Linked DNA regions of Homo sapiens: region 2 is linked to region 1. Evidence: read pairs that join two places in POLR2A ChIA-PET (ENCODE). Cell type or tissue: A673. All regions are shown on one strand. Links, peaks and the distances in the headings refer to the core of each region. The heading gives the core; the rest is flanking DNA.

The links. ChIA-PET counts read pairs that join two places held together with the same protein. Peaks named below come from ENCODE experiments on the same cell type or tissue, not always from the same donor. Only the 100,000 strongest peaks of a DNase experiment are listed, where the experiment ranks them.
Region 2: POLR2A ChIA-PET joins it to region 1 with 10 read pairs; 3 of 35 experiments call an interaction of 5 or more read pairs at or near these places.

Annotation. Positions count from the first base shown.
Region 1 is chr11:32,320,160-32,329,801 of GRCh38, reverse strand. No RefSeq gene overlaps it. Among named protein-coding and RNA genes, the nearest start is that of WT1-AS, 110 kb to the left of the region's middle. In A673, for the core only: a CTCF peak has its summit at 6,090 (motif pointing left); DNase peaks (open chromatin) are centred at 1,959, 3,061 and 6,081; H3K27me3 peaks cover 476 bases.
Region 2 is chr11:32,268,628-32,278,269 of GRCh38, reverse strand. No RefSeq gene overlaps it. Among named protein-coding and RNA genes, the nearest start is that of SNORA88, 130 kb to the right of the region's middle. In A673, for the core only: no CTCF peak of the experiment used is centred there; a DNase peak (open chromatin) is centred at 6,099.

The DNA.
Region 1 (9,642 bases), core at 1,166-9,165:
TAGGATACTCTCTTGCCATGCTGTTGTAGCTACAGGGAGCTATGACGTGTTTAATAAGGTAGGCTAGGGTAGGCTAAGCCATGATGTTTAGTAGGTCAGGTGTGTGAACAAAAGTTCTTTGAAAAAGACTTTAGAGGAAAGAGACTTTATTCCAGTAAACTATTTGCAAACTGGGGAGAGGCAGCCTTTGATATAAAATAAAAGTACATTCTAGAGAACGCAGGGTGTCTTGTTTGTTTGTTTTTTGACGGAGTCTCACTCTGTCACTTGGCTGGAGTGCAATGGTGTGATCTCGGCTCACTGCAACCTCTGACTCCCTGGTTCAAGTGATTCTCCTGCTTCAGCCTCACAGGTAGCTGGGATTACAGGCATGCGCCACCACGCCCAGCTAATTTTTTGTATTTTTAGTAGAGACGGGGTTGCACCATGTCGGCCAGGATGGAGGTGGTTTTATTTATTTTTAATTTATTTATATTTATTATTATAATTTTTTTTGCGACGTAGTTTTGCTCTTGTTGCCCAGGCTAGCGTGCAATGGCGCCATTTCTGCTCACTGCAACCTCTGCCCCCCATTCTCCTGCCTCAGCCTCCCAAGTAGCTGGGATTACAGGCATGTGCCACCACACCTGGCTAATTTTGTATTTTTAGTAGAGACAGGGTTTCACCATGTTGGTCAGGCTGGTCTCGAACTCCTGACCTTAGGTGATCCGCCCACCTCAGCTGCACAAAGTGCTGGGATTACAGGCGTGAGCCACCGTGCCTGGCCGGTTTATCTTTTTTTTTTTTGAGATAGAGTCTCGCTCTGTCACCCAGGCTGGAGTGCAGTGGCGCAGTCTTGGCTCACTGCAACCTCTGCCTCCCGGGTTCAAGCGATTCTCCTCCAAGTAGCTGGGACTACAGGCACGAGCCACCATGCCCGGCTAACTTTTTGTATTTTTAGTAGAGGCAGGGCTTCACCGTGTTAGCCAAGATGGTCTCGATCTCTTATAGAGAATATTTCAGCCCAGGTTCCCATTCAGATCTGCTTATGCAAATGAAGGATTCAAGCTTGCTTAGTTCTGATTGGTTGGTGTTTGTTGGGCTCTGATTGGTCAATGGACATCACAGTTTATTGGTTGGTTCAGATGGCATATATATCAACATGTGGCTATGAAAGTACCAAAGTTAAGCAGAAGTGCAGGTTTTCTGGAAACTCAGAGTAGGTGTGTAATGTCTAGTCAGCAAATGGCCACTTGGCTCTAATCTGAATTTAGGCCCATTTAGCCACTCTGGATTCATCTTCAGGGATGATTCATCTTTAGGCTTTTTCAGGGTTCACAAGCGTATTTAATGTATTTTTGACTTAATATTTTCAATGTACAATGGATTTATTGGGTCATAACCCAATCATAAATCAGGGAACATCTGTATATAAAATGAGATGCCACTTATATTTGTTTTAATCTGTAAATAAAACATATAAAGTCTTTTAAAAAAGGGTCTAGGGTTCAGGAAAGAGAATAAATGAAAATTTGCTATCACTGGCTTAAGAATATATTGAAGTTTGGGAATTTGATGGTGTGTGAAGTAGGACTAAATTAAGGAATAACTACTAAAGTAGTTATTCCTTAATTCAACAGACTTGCATTAAATGCTTCTTATATCTAAAGCATTGTGTTAGCACTCAAGTAAAATACAGAGATGAATAAGACTTTAATATTTAAGGCTGTCTGCAGTCCTTTAATAAAGTAACACATTAAGGTACAACTGACTGTATTGAAACATGACACTAATAAAAGCTGATTGTATTAAGAACTATGAGATTTCAACAGTTGAAGAATTTTGAGGAATTCAAAGAAAAGACTTATGACTTCACAAAGACTCAGCATTTGAGCTGGACTTGGAAGTTGAGTAGAGAAGAGGAGGGAGAGAGCTCAAATCTGACTGAGGATGAGTAGATGCGCAGTGGCAGGAAACCTTGAAATCTATTTAGGAAATGGAAAACAGCTGAGTTGACTAGACCATGAGGTTCCCTGGGATGGGAAATGAGGCTGGTTGAGGGGGTTGGAGCGACAAGTACAAAAAAAACTCACATGCTAGCTGAAGGGTCTGTCCTTCCTTATTTCGTGGGCCATGGGGAGCCACTCAGAGTGTCCAAGTATAGTTGTGGCATGCTTAGCATTGTACTTTGGAAGCATTCCTCTGTTGGTGGTTAAGATATTATTAGAGGGAAGAGAGCTGAGGGATATGGAGACCAATGAGGAGGCTATTGGGATAGTCTAGTGGGGAGAGTCATGAAGACTTCAACTAACATGGCAGCAGAGAAGGTAGGAAGAAAGGGGGTTGATGGAAAAGGTATGGCTGGAGCCGAATTTATAGTTAGATCAGTGATGGAATGTGTTGACAGAAGAGGAAATCAGAAAAGACTCTATGGTTTTGAGATTGGGTGCCACTGACAAAATGGAGATGTCAAGAAAGGAAGAGCTAAGCACATAAAAAAAAAAAAAAGGGAGATCAATGGGTGTGAAGCTGAGAAGTGAGAAAATTGGACGTCAAATTTCTACACTGTAGGACTTCTCCGATTTTTGACATAGAATGCATCATCTGGCATTTTCCAGGCTGACCTTAGAAAATTCTCTTTCCTCCTTCCCAAACATTTCTCAGGAGAGTTTGGAAATGTGTTTACAGGCCAGGCCTACAAGTAAGGAGAAAGCCAGGTGCTTTGGATTTTCAGGCTGTCCTCTTTAACAGCGTCAGGCCTACATTAGATCAAGAAAACACCTCACTGTAAGCCTCACGCCCAGGACGCTGAGTTCTGGAACCCAGATCAGCCTGCATTTGTCCATGTCTTCTAGCTGCTATTCTAGGCCTTATTTCATCATGCCTTGGATCTATAGCATCTGAGGAGTACAGTATCCTCTTTGAAAGGAAGTGAGTGAGAATTTCACACTCGTGCCTGAAGGGCTGGGAATTTACTGAGAAAATTTGAATTTTCTTAAGCACACTGAAGGCCTGAAAGAGGTGGAGGCTTGGCTACTGCTCTTGTTTAGGCATTGTTCCCTTTAGAACAGGGCCCTTGGGTTTTGGGTTTTGAAACATCATGTATGTTATTTAACACCAGATCATCTAAACTGACTCATCTCTAGGTCGGCTGCAAGCTGTCCAAGTGATTTAAGGATGTGATTCCAGTTAAATCGAAGCCTCCCTTTACCAGAAAGTCATCCCTGTGATTTAAAAAAAATGTGGTAAAATAAAATATATACAACATCAAATGTACCATGTAAACCATGTTTAGGTGTACATTTCGTGGCATTAAGTACATTCACAATGTTGTGCAGCCATCAACACCATCCATCTCTAGGACTCTTTTCATCTTGCAAAATTGGAACTCTATACTAATTAACAATAATTCCCCATTTCCTACTCCTCCCAGCCCTGGCAACTACCATTCTATTTTTTTTTTTTTTTTTTTTGAGATGGAGTCTCACTCTGTCACCCAGGCTGGAGTGCAGTGGCACGATTTCGGCTCACTGCAACCTCCGCCTCCTGGGTTCAAGCGATTCTCTTGCCTCAGCCTCCCGAGTAGCTGGGATTACAGGCGCCCGCCACTACACCCGGCTAATTTTTGTACTTTTAGTAGAGATGGGGTTTCACCATGTTGGCCAGGCTGGTCTTGAACTCCTGACCTCATGATTTGTCTGCCTCAGACTCCCAAAGTGCTGGGATTACAGGTGTGAGCCGCTGTGCCCAGCCTACGATTCTATTGTCTATGAATCTGATCACCCTAGGTATCTCATATAAGTGGAGCCACACAATATTTGTTCTTTTGTGTCTGCCTTATTTCACTTAGCATATTGTCTTCAAGGCTTATCTATGCTGTAGCATGTGTCAGAATTTCCTTCCTTTTTTAAGGCTGAATAATATTCCATTGTAGAGATATACCACATTTTATTTATTCACCCACCTGTCCATAGACATTTGGCTTGCTTCTATCTCCCTGTAACCTTAAGTTCTTTAAGTACTTCCTGCCACACAAGTTGGAGATGCCTTTTGGATGTGTTTTAATTATGTTTAAGTTATTAATAGAAAATTGGAAACCATCTTACTAACTCAAGATGTGAAATTGGATCCATCAAACTTTAGAGAAAAAACCACTTTTTAATCTCCATTTGAAGTGGATTTGAATAGAAGCAGTTGTGTACTTGACTGGAAGTCGTGGTCCCAGAAGCTAACCAGTGATTCCTGGCAGGAGAAGTAAATGCCTTTTAGTTCAGGAAGGGAAAAGGGTTGTCTTACCAGGAAGCAGTTCAACATTGGGGCCCTTTGTGCTTCCCAGGTCCTGGCAAGGCCTTGGGCATTTGGAGAGAGAGGTGGAAAAGTCAGTAGGTTGGTTGGAAATCCAGTCTCAGACTCATGCAGGAACGTGGGTGTTTCCCAGGAACATGCTACTTTGGGAGCTGCTTCCTGGTTTAGTTTTGAGTGGGAGAGAAGAACAGATTAGAAGCGAAGAGCAGATTGGTGGACTGGAGGGAGATGGAAACCAGAGTCCTTTCCTCAGCCCACCTTCCCACACCAACCTTCTTTCCTCTTTCCCAGCGGAATCTGGCTCAGAGAAAACAAAACAAATTTGAGCTATTAGGTGTGGCATATTTTCAAGGCTAGTTGGGAAGTAGCCACTTGATGAGGTTTGTTTTGTTTTGTTTTGTTTTGTTTTTTTCTTTTTTCCGTCTTGCCAGCCTCACAGGGAACCAGATTTTTTTTTTTTTTTTTTTTTTTTGAGACGGAGTCTCGCTCTGTCTCCCAGGCTGGAGTGCAGTGGCGCAGTGGTGTGATCTCAGCTCACTGCAACTTCCGCCTCCTGGGTTCAAGCGATTCCCCTGCCCCAGCCTCCCGAGTAGCTGGGATTACAGGCGCATGCCACCACGCCCGGCTAATTTTTTTGTATTTTTAGTAGAGACGGGTTTTCACCGTATTAGCCAGGATGGTCTCGATCTCCTGACCGCGTGATCCGCCCACCTCGGCCTCCCAAAGTGCTGGAATTACAGGAGTGAGCCACCGCGCCTGGCCGGAAAACACAATTATATTCAGTATTTGCATGGGGATACCCATGAACTACTAGCTTGAGGTGTTCATAGATTCAGAATTAGATCGTGCTCCATTCCTTTCAATGATAACATTTCTTTTCGAAGCTGGGATTTTGGTAGTTGCCGTGATAAAAATTGAGTACTGCATGAAAATCAGGGTGGAATAGAAAATCAGGGTAGCAGTCAGTGTTCAATCTTATTCCAGAGTTTAAGAAATTTCCAAAATGACCAATGGGTTTACACATTCAATTAATAAGTAATTGTGTTTAGTTAAGAATGGAATAAAAATGTTTTTTCAATGTGTGTGTATTAACTTTTCAAATGGCTACTCAACTGTTAGGACATAAATGCTTTTTAAGTCGTTTGGACTTCACCACTTAACAAATGGAGCTGTTAGGTATTTCTTTCCTCCCTGGGGTACCATGAAAAATTACCAAGACACTAAGGGCACTGTGTACCAAGAGAATTTGGGAATCTCTGCTTTAATCTGTCAGAAAATACCCTAAATTGTATATTTGCTTTTAAATACATTAAACATGGAATTGGAGATGAGATGGCAAGAAAAAGAAAATAAATATTTTGCCATAAAGTGAAGGTATTTCTAAAGTAAATACCTTTATTTTTCTGATTATAAAATTAGTATGTATAGGTTATTTTTAAAAATCCAGAAAGGTGCAAAACGGAAATTAAAACCTCCATATTCCCAACTCCCTGAGATATAACAGCTGCCAACTTCCAGGCTCCTCTTCCAGGCTCCTCTTCCAGGCTTTTTTCTGTATGTATTTAAGACAGGTATTTTACAAAAATTGAATCATATATATTCTACTATTTATTGTTTTTTTAAAATTAACTATATAACAGTCATTTTCTCGTGTTAACGTGTATATATTTGTAATCATACATAAGGCTTATACATTTACTTTAAGCAGACTTACACTTTCAAGGGAGAAAAACCTCTCAATTCTAAAACCTTTATTACTAATTGTAGGAGGATTCTACTATTAAGAGTAGCTCAACTGTGCCCCCTTGTGGCTTGATGCAATATTTAACATTTTTCTTCAAATGTATTTGTGTAAAAGCCTTGTATTATGTATGACATGAAGGATATAAAGATGAATGAAAATAAGATCTACGCTAGGAGCTCATAGTCTACCAGGGGAGATTAGACATATAATTAAATAACTATGACAGGAAATAAAAAGTATTTGGGAGGCCGAGGCGGGTGGATCACCTGAGGTCAGGAGTTCTAGACCAGCCTGGCCAACATGGTGAAACCCTGTCTCTACTAAAAGTACAAAAAAAAAAAAAAAAAAAAAAAAAAAATTAGCCGGGCATGGTGGCGCATGCCTGTAATCCCAGCTACTCGGGAGGCTGAAGCAGAATTGCTTGAGCCCGGGAGATGGAGGTTGCAGTGAGCCGAGATTGCGCCACTGCACTCCAGTCCAGGTGACAAAGCAAGAGTCTGTCTCAAAAAAAAAAAAAAAAAAAAAAAGAAAAGAAAAGAAAAAGTAATTAGGTATCATAAGAAAGCTATTGTTAAAATCCCATAATCCATCTGTGAAGATTAAAGACTTCATGACACATTCACCACAGAGGCAGCAACAACGATAACAGAGAACATTTACTGAGTGCTTATGATCCAGGAACTACTTTTTTTTTTTTTTTTTTTTTTTTGAGACGGAGTCTTGCTCTGTCGCCCAGGCTGGAGTGCAGTGGTGTAGTCTCGGCTCACTGCAGCCTCTGCCTCTCGGGCTCAAGCACTTCTCCTGCCTCAGCCTCCTGAGTAGCTGAGATTACAAGTGCATGCCACCATACCTGGCTAATTTTTGTATGTTTTTAGTAGAGACGGGGTTTCACCATGTTGGTCAGGCTGATCTCGAATTCCTGACCTTGTGATCCGCCTGCCTCAGCCTTCCAAAGTGCTGGGATTACAGGCATGAGCCACCGCGCCTGGCCCAGGAACTACTTTTTTGCGTTTTTCATGTTTCATTTTTTCAAAGATGGGATATTTCTGATCTAGGGCTTTAAACATGGATACGAATCCCAGGCTAAGGAATGTGACCGTAATTCTGTTGACAGGCGTGAGAACCAGTGATTCACATTTTTGATGGGGAGGTAATTTGATCAGAGCTGGAGAGATTAACCTTTCAGCAATGTGAAGGATGAGAGACTCAGAGCAGAGGGACCAGTTAGGAGGCTACTGCAATGGTCCAAATAGGATCTAATGCCACTCTGAAGAGGTACCACAGAAAATGGAGAGGAGGGAATGAACTTGGGCTTTAATAGGACGCCAGCAATGACAGAATCTCTTTCTTGAGTTTCACATTTTATTCTTGTAAAGCCACAGTAACATTTGGTGAGCTTTGAATGGAAGTGTTCATACTCAGTGGACTTGCTTTATAAGAACTAAGATTGATTCACTCGTGTTCACATGCTGATTTTCCCCCGCTCTTCTCTAAGAAAATAGTTTAAGGACACCAGCTAGACCATACTGTTTGGTCTCAGCTTTGGTAATTTTGCCAGAGACCAAGTCCTGTGTTAGGGCACACTATTCCTAGCTATTCTCTAAATCTGCCATGGTAGCATGGTGTTTGGAGAATGGCGTTACAATATGTTTCTTTTTTTTACCATTGGATAAAAAACCAGAGGAAATTTACTGAATTGGGGCAAACAGGATTTGGATTAGACCTGAAGAACTGATTTCGAGGGTGAGAGACACTGGCACTGTATGATCAAGGGGGCTTCAGCATGCTGTTTTATGGCCATTTTATTTTATTTATTTATTTAGAGACAGGGTCTCCCTCCCTTGCCCAGGCTGGAGTGCAATGGTGTGATCATGGCTCACTGCAGTCTTGAACTTATGGGCTCAAGAGATCCTCCTGCCTCAGCTTCCCAAGTAGCTGGGATTACTGGCTTTTGCCACCATGCCCAGCTAATTTTTTTTTCTTTTTTGGTGCCCAGGCTGAAGTGCAGTGGCACTATTGTGGCTCACTGCAACCTCCGCCTCCCAGGTTCAAGTGATTCTCCTGCTTCAGCCTCCTGAGTAGTTGGGACTACAGACATGCACCACCATGCCTGGCTAATTTTTTTTGTATTTTTAGTAGAGATAGGTATTCACCATGTTAGCCAGGCTGGTCTCAAACTCCTGACCTCAGGTGATCTGCCTGCCTTGGCCTCCCGAAGTGCTGGGATTACAGGTGTGAGCCACTGTGCCCGGCCAACCCAGCTAGTTTTTAATTTTAATTTTATTTATTTATTTATTTATTTATTTTTCTTTTTTGTAGAGACGAGGTCTTGCTATTTTGCCTAGGCTGGTCTTGAACTCCTACTCTCAAGCAGTCCTCCCACCTTGACCTCCCAAAGTACTGGGAGTATAGGCATGAGCCACTGTGCCCAGCCTGTGGCTATTTTAAAAGATGAGATAGTTCATTGACATGATTGGAATTTAGTTTGTCTTCCAAAACAATCAAAATTTAATCTAATTTATGAATACTTATAAAAGAAATCCTGCCTTTAATATTATAAGCACCTACAGCAGTGATTATCAAAACAAGATCTGCAGTTCACTGGTGAGCCATCAGAATATTCTTGATGGGCTCGAGCCTATCCCTAAAATATATAGGGTATTATTTTTATAATAAAAGTTGGGTGTGTAAGCTTGCATTTGTCTCTGATAAAGCTAGTACGAAATGGTTCAGTTGTCTTCCTCTCAGTTCTTTGTTACCTCCAGCTTTGTTACTCCAGTTGTTACCTCCAGCTTTGTTACCCCAGTTCTTTGTTACCTTCCATGCCTATGTGACCATGTCACATAGGGGCACAGATGTGGAGAGAAGTGGTTACATTGATCTCTTTTTGTGCATTTCCCCAGTAACTAGTGAACTTCTTTGCACTTTAAAGGTCCTCTTAAATATTGTTCCTTGAGAAACTATCTTGAGTTCTAACACCTTTTAAACATAAGTAAATTGAATGGGGAAAATTAAGTGAGGCATTTCTAGGGCATCCAGGACGTAGAATTGAAGAGGATTTACATGGCTTTCTCTTTCTCTGAATGTTAGAGAATATGCTTTTGCTCCTGGGCAAAGAGGTGTGACTGAATATAATATATAATGCTGTTCCTGAGTTTTGGATCACTAATTAACATGCTTGAGCTATTTCAAACTTTACTGGAATCATAATTCAAAACTGATTTGTCATTGGTATAGAGCAGTATCATATTTCAAACACTATTAGATTAGAATTATGTACTTTATCACTTTTTAACCGTTTAAATTACATTTGTGTTAATAGGATCTGTGTTTTAACATCAACAGGCGGATGGTTGGATTGCATGGTTCATGTCTAGTTGAGTTTTTATGGCTAATTGGGCACATATGTACTAAAAACCCCTCTAGAAATGAAGGATTTTACTAAAAATGAGCAGATTTTTATAACAGGCAGCTTATTTTCATCTACTTAAGTAGCCTTTTAAACATGAACCATTTTTCAGTACAACTGTATCTTAATGTGTTAACTTTTTTTTTTAACACAGATTTCTTTCACTAGCTTAATGGGAATTCACAGAAATCATAGCCTTTTAATT
Region 2 (9,642 bases), core at 1,199-9,198, 52 kb after region 1:
CACACACACACACACACACAAACTGGAAATGTTACCTAGTCCAGTCTCCCTTTTAATGCAGAATTCCCCTTAATCTCCTTCACTTATAGGCAGCCTAGAATCAAAATCACTTTAATTTTCCAAGGATTTCAAGATACAACAATGCTTTTATTTTTTATTCTTAGTTTCAGAATAGGCCCTGAATATCATTATGGTCTTTTCTTAAAAAAATTCACCACCATGTCAAGTAACTCACTCCCTTACAAACTAGTGCATTCCAATTCTGGAAAGTTCTGATTCTCAAGAAGGTTTTCTCTTTTATTGAGTTAAAATCTATTTTATTTTACTTCAGTCATAGGTCCTAATTCTGCTTGGAACCATGCAAAATAAAGTGATGGCACATCAGATAAGTGAAATGCCAGTCACATTTCTACTGTGTCTTCTTTGCTCTCAGCTACAGAACCCAAGTTCCTTCTCCCATCCTTCACAGAATGGGGATATCTACACCAGCTTGCTTGCCCTCACCTCAATTTCTTTCTTTTTGTTAAATGTGCCTTTTAACCTGGGACCAGAACTGAGCTAACACTTCCTTTGTTTTGCTCTAGACACTTACGTGAGTACAGCCTTATACTGAATTACATTTTAGGGCTTCTGTTTTATAATGAGTTTGCTGTGAACTAGTACCCTCTTTACATCCTCTCATCTCCCTTCCAACCAAACAACTCTTAAGCCAGGTCTGTGTTTGAGTTTTGACTATTTGAATCTGTATTAGGACTTTGCAAACAACCATAAGCTTTGTTCCTCTAAATATCCAACACTGTGGGAAGGGCTTTTTTTTTCCCATGTGTTTCTGCTTTATTGGTACTTTTACTGCCTAGAAGGATGTAAGACAGTGGTGAAAGAGTCAATCTGCTACTTGGGCCACTAAAATAGGCCACTGAACAGATAAGTGTATTCATTTTATCTATTAGGAACTGTATCCACATGTGGGTAAGAAAGACCTAAAAGAGTGGCCTAATCGAGACCATCCTGGCCAACATGGTGAAACCCCATCTCTACTAAAAATACAAAAATTAGCTGGGCGTGGTGGCACATGCCTGTAGTCCCAGCTACTCGGGAGGCTGAGGCAGGAGAATCGCTTGAACCTGGGAGGCAGAGGTTGCAGTGAGCCGAGATCTGCAGTGAGTTGAGATCGCACCACTGCACCACTCCAGCCACTGGCGACAGAGCAAGACTCTGTCTCAAAAAAAAAAAAAAAAAAAAAAAAAAAAGAGTGGCTTAAATACACATTATAGAAGAAGTGTGGAAAGAGGCAGCCAGAGCTGGTATGACGTTTCCATACATCCATGAAGGACTAAGCCTCCTTCTGTATTTGTCTTCTACTATCCCATTACTTGGCTTCCATGGCTTCATGGTCTAAGAGGGCTCTTTCTAATATTTTGTCCACATTCCAGACAGTAGTAGGGAAAAAGGTTGCTTCTCCAAACTGTCAGCTCCTTTTAAGGTGCTGTCTTCAAGTCCCCACAGTCTTTTCATTTATATCTCATGGGGCAGTATTTAATCATGGACACAGCTAGCTACAAGGAAGGCTGGGAAATATGGCCTTTTGTTCTGGGCAGCTGCACAACCAGCCAAAATTTGGGGTTCTACAACTACAAAAGAAGTGAAAATGGATCTTTAGAGACCACCAGCCACATTCATGGAAAACAATATTGAAGGATTTTCCTTCTTGCCTTGGAAATAAAGAGTGATAAAAGATCTACTTAATTTGGACAAATCTCCCCACTTTTAGACGAACTTTAGGTTTGGTTATGCCCTGTTTTCCTCTCCAGGAATTTCCTTCTAGCCCTATGCGAAAGGTTAAAATATAGCTGTGTTTTCAGTCCTTCCTTCTCCTTTCATTGCTGCCTAGTTAGCATTAATACAGGGACAAAGATGAAAATTGTTAGAGCTGAGTGCAAGTTTGAATTAAATCTAACCCCTTCTTTCATGCACCAAGTATGAGGTCTAGTCTTTCCTTCCTTAATAACAACTGGCAATAGTTAAACCTTATATAATGTTTAATACAGGCAGTCCTTGTTTTGCATAGTTCTGATATGCACAAATTTCACTTACTACAGTTTAATTAAATAACACCAGTCCCTCAACAATATGATTCAAATTTTAGTTACCACATATATTAGCTGTGAGCAATTGCATGAAGTACAGACTTTGCTGCTAGCTCTTTAGTTCCACCAAGTCACTATATAAGTAACAGATGTGCATCATGATTGGTGACTAATCCGTCACTTCTTTCGAAGTCTTTCAGTGATTGGTCACTGTGCATCTGTTATTTAGTTCACAAACAGACAACAAAGTGTGGAGTTTATTATCTTGTTTCTTAGTGGTAAACCTGAGCAACATTGTACAAATGTGGAAAATTGAAAGAGGGAATTGGCCAAAAGAAAAAAAGAAGATGCAAAAAAGAAACGAAAAAATAGGGCCGGGCGTGGTGGCTCATGCCTGTAATACCAGCACTTTCGGAGGCTGAGGTGGGTGGATCACGAGATCAGGAGATCAAGACCATCTTGATCTCTTGATCAATGTGGTGAAAACCCGTCTCTACTAAAATACAAAAAAATTAGCCAGGCGTGGTGGCATGTGCCTGTAATCCCAGCTACTTGGGAGGCTGAGGCAGGGGAATTGCTTGAACCTGGGAGGCGGAGGTTGTGGTGAGCTGAGATTGCGCCACTGCACTCCAGCCTGGCGACAGAGCAAGACTCCGTCTCAAAAAAAAAAAAAAAAAAAGAAAAAAGAAAAAATGATAACACTGGAAATGAAGTTTGAATCAAACATAAATGTAGTTACAGAAGAAACAGCTGATCATGGGAATGTTGACACTACTGCCTTTTGAAAGACACGCAATCAGAAGAATCTGTTCAAGGCAAAGTTACTGACATAAATGAGGAAGGTGGTTGTAATGAAGGGATCAACATATCCCAGAGGAAATGATTCTGGAAAAAATCTTCACATTAAAGGAACCCTTGGAGATATTTTGTGGCATTGAAAGCGTAAGGGATAAAATGTTGGAAGCTGACCCAAACTTTGAAAGGAGTATGACAATTTGCCAAGGCATAGGAAAGATGCTCACTCCATATTGTAAATTATATGATGATAAAAAAGCAAGCATTGTTCAAATGAATATTGTTAAGCTCTTTACAAATAAATCAAGCATTTTATTCTCAATGTTACTAACACTTTAGATCAACATAGAAAACAAACATTCATTTTACTATTTCTTCCATTTTTCTTCATATTTATAACCAATAGGGAGAGAGTTTTTTAATGTTTTGACAATATTTTTAAAGGTCAAGGAAATATGATAATTTTTCCTGTTCATTATTAAAAAGTTTGGCACAGTTTCAACTTGCATGGCCATTTTTATGATCCTGCACTACAGTGCAAAGTGAGGATGGCCTGAAGTTCATGGAGTTACACTGTTTAATATTCACAACAATTCTGCAACTCAGGGCAGATATTGTCACTCCCCTTTTTATTTTGAATGAAAATCACAGAGATTAATTAAGTTCAAAATTGCACAGCTAAGTAACCTGCAGGTCTGGAACCAAGGCAGTTTCACTTTAAATTTTGTGCTTCTTATACCCTCACTACCACAACACCCACATTCTTTCCGATTAATCCCATTGAGATGTGAGGTATAAACAGGGAAAATGTCCCAGATGTTAAGGCCTCAACAATCTAATGTGTTTTGTGTCACATTACACTGATTGTGGATCAGTTAGTGTCCTTATGTCACAAGCAACAAACACCAAGCCCAACATGGTAGATTGCTTACAGTAAGAGACCCCAGTGATTCATTTTTTCTTGTATCCACTTTTCTTGGAAAGGTTTCTTGGTCACTTCTCTAATTAAGATGGAATCTATTCTCCTATCCCTTGAATCTAGGCTGATTTAAAAATTATATTTGACGAATAGAATGTAGGAAAAGGGAAGTTGCAGTTTTTCCTTTCATCCTCTCAGAACATTTCTCCATCATGCAATGAAGCCTTGTTTAATTTACTTGAGAATGAGAGGACACAGGGAGAACTAAGGTGCTCCAGCCGGCACTTCATTTGGTTTCTACAAAGTGAGCGAGTGAGGCCATTTGGGATCAGTCAGCCCCCAGCTGATCTGCCCACTGATTGCAGATGCTTAAGTGAATCCAGCTGACACCACATGGAGCGGAGCTACACCATCCCATCTGAGCCCTATCCTAATTGCCAATTCATAGAATGGTGAGTATATAAATGATTATTATCTTAAGCTGTTAAGTTTTGGAATGGATTGTTATGTGGCAAACCACTAAAGTAAAAAAGGGAATTTACTGGACGAATATGGGGTTGTTTGCAGGATTGAAGGGAAAGCTGAAGAACAGAAAACTTTGTAGAAGAAATTACTGCTTCTAGAGAGAATGAATGCTAGCTGTTTGTTTTGCTCCTGTGTTGTTCTGCTAGAGAAGTCCTGGGGGAGAAAAGTTGGTAGGTCACATGTCCATCCTATGGATGTATTGATTTATGAAGGGAAAGCCTGGAAGAAGAAACTTTCTGGTTCTTCTTAAACTTTGTAGTTTGGGGAGGCAAACACTTAGATTTATCCCCCCAAATTGAATGCAGATACTTCTAAAAGAAATCAGGTGTTGTAAAAGAGGAGGAGTGGATGCTGGACATCTTCAGAATGACAACTGTCCATTAGAGTAACTTCTCTGATGAAGGTTTAAAAACATTTTTTTTTTTTTTTTTCTGAGACAGGGTCTCACTCCATCACCCAGGCTGGAGTGCAGTGGCATGATCTCGGCTCACTGCAACCTCTGCTTCCCAGGTTCAAGCGATTCTCCTGACTCAGCCTCTTAAATGGCTGGGATTACAGGTGTGCGCCACCACGCCTGGCTAATTTTTGTATTTTTAGTAGAGACCGGGTTTCACCATGTTAACCAGGATGGTCTCAAATTCCTGACCTCGTGATCTGCCCGCCTCGGCCTCCCAAAGTGCTGGGATTACAGGCGTGAGCCACCGCGCCTGGCCCTTGAAAACATTTAAAAGTCTACACAGTTTGTTATTTCATGGCAAATAAGTTGTGGGAAATTGAAGGAATTTTATACCCACATAGTAGGCTTATAATTCAACATATGGAGAGAAATTGCATCTTAGACTCATAGAAGATTAAATGTATAAAGGACATTAGAACTCAGTGAGGCCAAGCCCCTCAGTTTATAGATGAAGAAACTGAGTCAAAGGTGATTAGGTGAAGGGTAAATTAAGGTCATGACAAAACCAGGACTAGAACCTGGATTTAAAAAAATAGCCTTAGTGGGATTTGGGAAGGAAAAGAAAATGCATGTGGTATGTTTGAAATTTGCATTACCTTTCTTTTTGGGTATTCTTAGAGTCAAGACTCTTTTGAAAGCCTCCCCTGACTATGTGTGGTGCTCTCCTATCCTCCCTCCTGACCCTCCCACTACCCATCATTTCTTTCCCATTCCCAAACTCATTCAAGGGTGTGTTTCAGACAAATATTGCTCTGGGACAATCTAACCCTGAAAAATCAGAAAAGGTTGACTGACATCCAACAGCCAAGCCAACTGGCGCTTGAGTCAGGGTAACATTGTCCTGTCAAGATTGAAACATTCTTAAAACTTCATCTTGGTAGCAGCTACACTGTATTTTCCATTTTTTTGAACCTCCTAGATTTTTGAAGGATATTTGCATAAAAATAGCATTTTCGGCTAGGCGCAGTTGGTCATGCCTGTAATCCCAGCACTTTGGGAGGCCAAGGTGGGTGGATCACAAGGTCAGCTGTTTGAGACCAGCCTGACCAACATAGTGAAACCCCATCTCTACTAAAAATACAAAAAAATTAGTTGGGCGTGGTGACAGGCACCTGTAATCCCAACTACTCAGGAAGCTGAGGCAGGAGAATCACTTGAACCTGGGAGGTGGAAGTTGCAGTGAGTCAAGATCGTGCCACTACACTCCAGCTGGGGTGACAATGCGAGACTCTGTCTCAAAAAAAAAAAAAAAAAAAAAAGCATCTTCACACTCTTGGCAGTTCCTGAGGAGTACTGTTCCTTTAAACTCTTAATCCTGTTAGTGAGGCATGTCGATTAGACTGTATCATGGGAGATTATGGCATCTGAGAAGAAATAGCCAGTTGGAGAAGCTGAAACTCTGTATGAACATAGACCTATCTAGGAAAAAACACTCTGATTGCTATTAATGAAAACCATTATAAGAAATAAAAACAAGAGGGTAATGGGAAAGAACATATAGATGGAAAAATATTGCAAAATTGAGTTTAAAGAGTATTTGGATCTAAGATCTGGAAGAATAATAAGAAATCAGTAACAGTGGTTGCCTCTGGGAAGGAGAACGGGTGGCTGGAGATCTGGATAGGAGAGGTACTTTTCAGTTGTGAACATGTCTCGAAATGTATTGCCTGCTCAGAAGGAAATCAACGAAGTAAGTATGAAGTGCTGCAAATAGTTACTTTACCAAAAGCAAGTATTTGGATTTGAGAACTTCCATTGTGTTTGTTAACATTTCAAACACGTTTTATAAATGGCTTTGGGGAAGGAGTTTTAAAAGCATCTCATTTAGCTTTGTTCTCTTGACTAATTATTAAGTAATATGGTGTCTCAGTTTGTTTTGTGCTGCTATAACAGAATACCACAGACTGGGTAATTGATAAAGAACAGAAGTTTATTTCTCACAGTTCTGAAGGTGAGGGGTCTAAGGTCCGGGGGCCAGCATCTGAAGAGGACCTTCTTGCTGCATTATTCCAATGTGGAAGGCGGAAGGACAAGAGAGTGTGGGAGTAGGGAGGGGGAAGGAAGGGGGCCAAACCACTCCTTTCACTCCTTTCCTTGCTAACAAATTAATACACTCATGAGGGCAAAGCCCTCATGACCCAATCACCTCTTAAATTCCCACCTCTCAACACTGTTGCATTGGGAATTGTTTCTGACACATGAACTTTGGGGGGCACATTCAAATCATAGCATATGGGGTTTTCTTTGCCTAAACATTTGGTTGTTGCTACCCTTAAGGGTTTTCTTTTTTCCCTCAATACATCATTTCAGTATTTTCTACTTTGGCATTAATCGATTTTTTAGTCCTGTTGAAGACTGACAAATAAATAAAATCCCATTTTCCATCTTTGTAGTCTTCTTGCACACTATTGGATAATTTAAAAATACTTCCCAACCCCCTTTTTTTAATTGTATCTCCCTTCTCCTCTTAAAATGTGGTCTTTCTATGTAATGGACCAATTGTTCTCCTGCTAAGGTAGATTATTTTGCCATTTGTTGGCTGTTTCAGTGTGTAATGAGTTAGTTAAATCAAGGTTTGTGACTCTAAAGGTTCCACACTGGCAAATATGGAGATAGCGGTTCTCAGTGGGTTCAGCTTAATGGAGATTTTTCCATTTTGAAAGACATGATCTTTGATGTTTTTACCATGGTTTTGCCTCCTCTAGAAATAATACCAGGGTTGCCTTTATTTCTGATAGGAGAGGGTCTATAGAAAGAAAGGATGTTGGCTTCAAGGTACAGGTTTTGGCAGATTCAGTGCCATCTCATTGGTTACAAAGCCTTCCTGGAAAGCATGCAATTATCCAGCTTGCACAGCACAATTAAGTAAACAATTCATTTAGTCTCTCTATCCATTGCAGAGGGACTGGGGTGGCTTGGGAGATTGGAAATGGGAGCTGTAGCCTTTTCTTTTGACGTAGGTGATTTGGATCTGTTAGCGTAGTGACCACAGAGTGTTTCCATCTGATGGCTGTGTGGCGACCCATGTAAAACAGACTGGTGGTTTCAGGCCCTTGGAGAGGCAGTCACATCTCAACATCCAGGATCCCAGCTGGCAGAAATATGTGAGGATTATACCGACGTGATTCTATTCAGTTTGTGCCTTAGTGAAATTCGTATCTTGAAAATCCTGCTTGAATCAAAGTGAGATTTAGTGTACCTTCGTAAAGCTCTGAGCGAAGGTCTCAGCCTTCTACGTTTGTTGTATGATTAGCACACTTGGCCTGTTTACTTTGGCTTAGAGGCTTTAGGAATCTTTAGGTTTTTAAGATTTCTCCCAGTTCTCTCCAACATTTGTGAATGCCAGGGATAATATATTTACTCACAGTTAGTACAAACTGCTTGAAGAAACATGATATTTGGATATAGGATTCTGTTTTCAACTTGTAGTAAATCATGGCACATCTTGGTAGTTTTAGGCTGAATGAGGCTTCTTGTAAACTAAAAAGATATGCTTACAAACTGGAAAGTGCCATTAGGACCTAAGATATTCCTTAAACTGGCCTGGAAGGCCATGTTACTTGATCCACTGGTTTTCCCTAGCATTTTTGTTTTCCAACCCTAGTATTTAACAGTCCTCTACACTCCCACCCCCTCCCTTCACACACAGACACACACACGCACTTACTAATTCTATTGCTTTTTCTAGTTGGAAGAGGCAATCCACATCTAGGCCTCAGGTAGCATTTCAAAACTGAATGAGATTCTTATACAAGGCATATATGTGAGAGTGTGTGCTCAAAATCTCAGGGTGCCATAGTTGCCAATGACATCTGCAATATGCTGTAATATATTTTATTTTAATTTTTCCTGGTTTTAATTAATTACTAAATCCACTAATTTTTGAATTAAAAATTTTTTTGACTTTTAATTTAGGTTCAGGGGTCACATGTACAGGTTTGTTACATGGGTAAATTGCATGTTGCTTTGGTTTGGTGTACAAAGGATCCCATCACCCAGGTAGTGAGTATAGTATCTGATACGTAGTTTTTCAGCACACGTCCTCCTCCCACCCTCCCACCTCAAGTAGTACCCAGTGTCTGTTATTCCCATCTTTACGTCCATGTGTATTTAATGTTTAGCTCCCACCTGTAAGTTAGAACATGTGTTATTTGCTTTTCTGTTATTGTGTTAATTTGCTTAGGATAATGGCCTTCAGCTGCATCCATGTTGCTGCAAAAGAAATGATCTCATTCTTTTTAAGACTGCATAGTATTCCATGGGGGTATAGGTACCACATTTTCTTCTTTTCTTTTTCTTTCTTTCTTTCTTTCTTTCTTTCTTTCTTTCTTTCTTTCTTTCTTTTTCTTTTTCTTTCTTTCTTCCTCTTTCCTTCCTTCCATCTCTCCCTCCCTTCCTTCCTTCTTCTTCTTTCTTTTCTTTTTCTTTTCCTTTCTTTCTCTTTCTCTCTCTCTTCCTTTCCTTCCTTCCTTCTTCCTTCCTTTCTTCCTTTCTCCCTTCCTTCCCCCCCACTTTCCTTCCCTTCCCTCCCCCTTCCCCTTCCCATTCCCCTTCCCCTTCCCTTCCCTTTTCTTTTCTTTTCTTTTCTTTTCTTTCTTTTTTTTTTTTCTTCAGGATCTCCCTCTATTGCCCAGGCTGGAGTGCAGTGGCGCAATTATGCATTACTGCAGCCTTGACCTCTGGGGCTCAGGTGATCCTCCCATCTCTGCAGGCGCATGCCACCATGCCCAGCTAATTTTTTTTTTTTTTTTTGGTATTTTTGTACAGATGGGGTTTCTCCTTGTTGCCCAGGTCAGTCTTGAACTCCTGAGCTCAAGCGATCCACCTGCATCGGCCTTCTACTAAAGTGCTGGGATTAC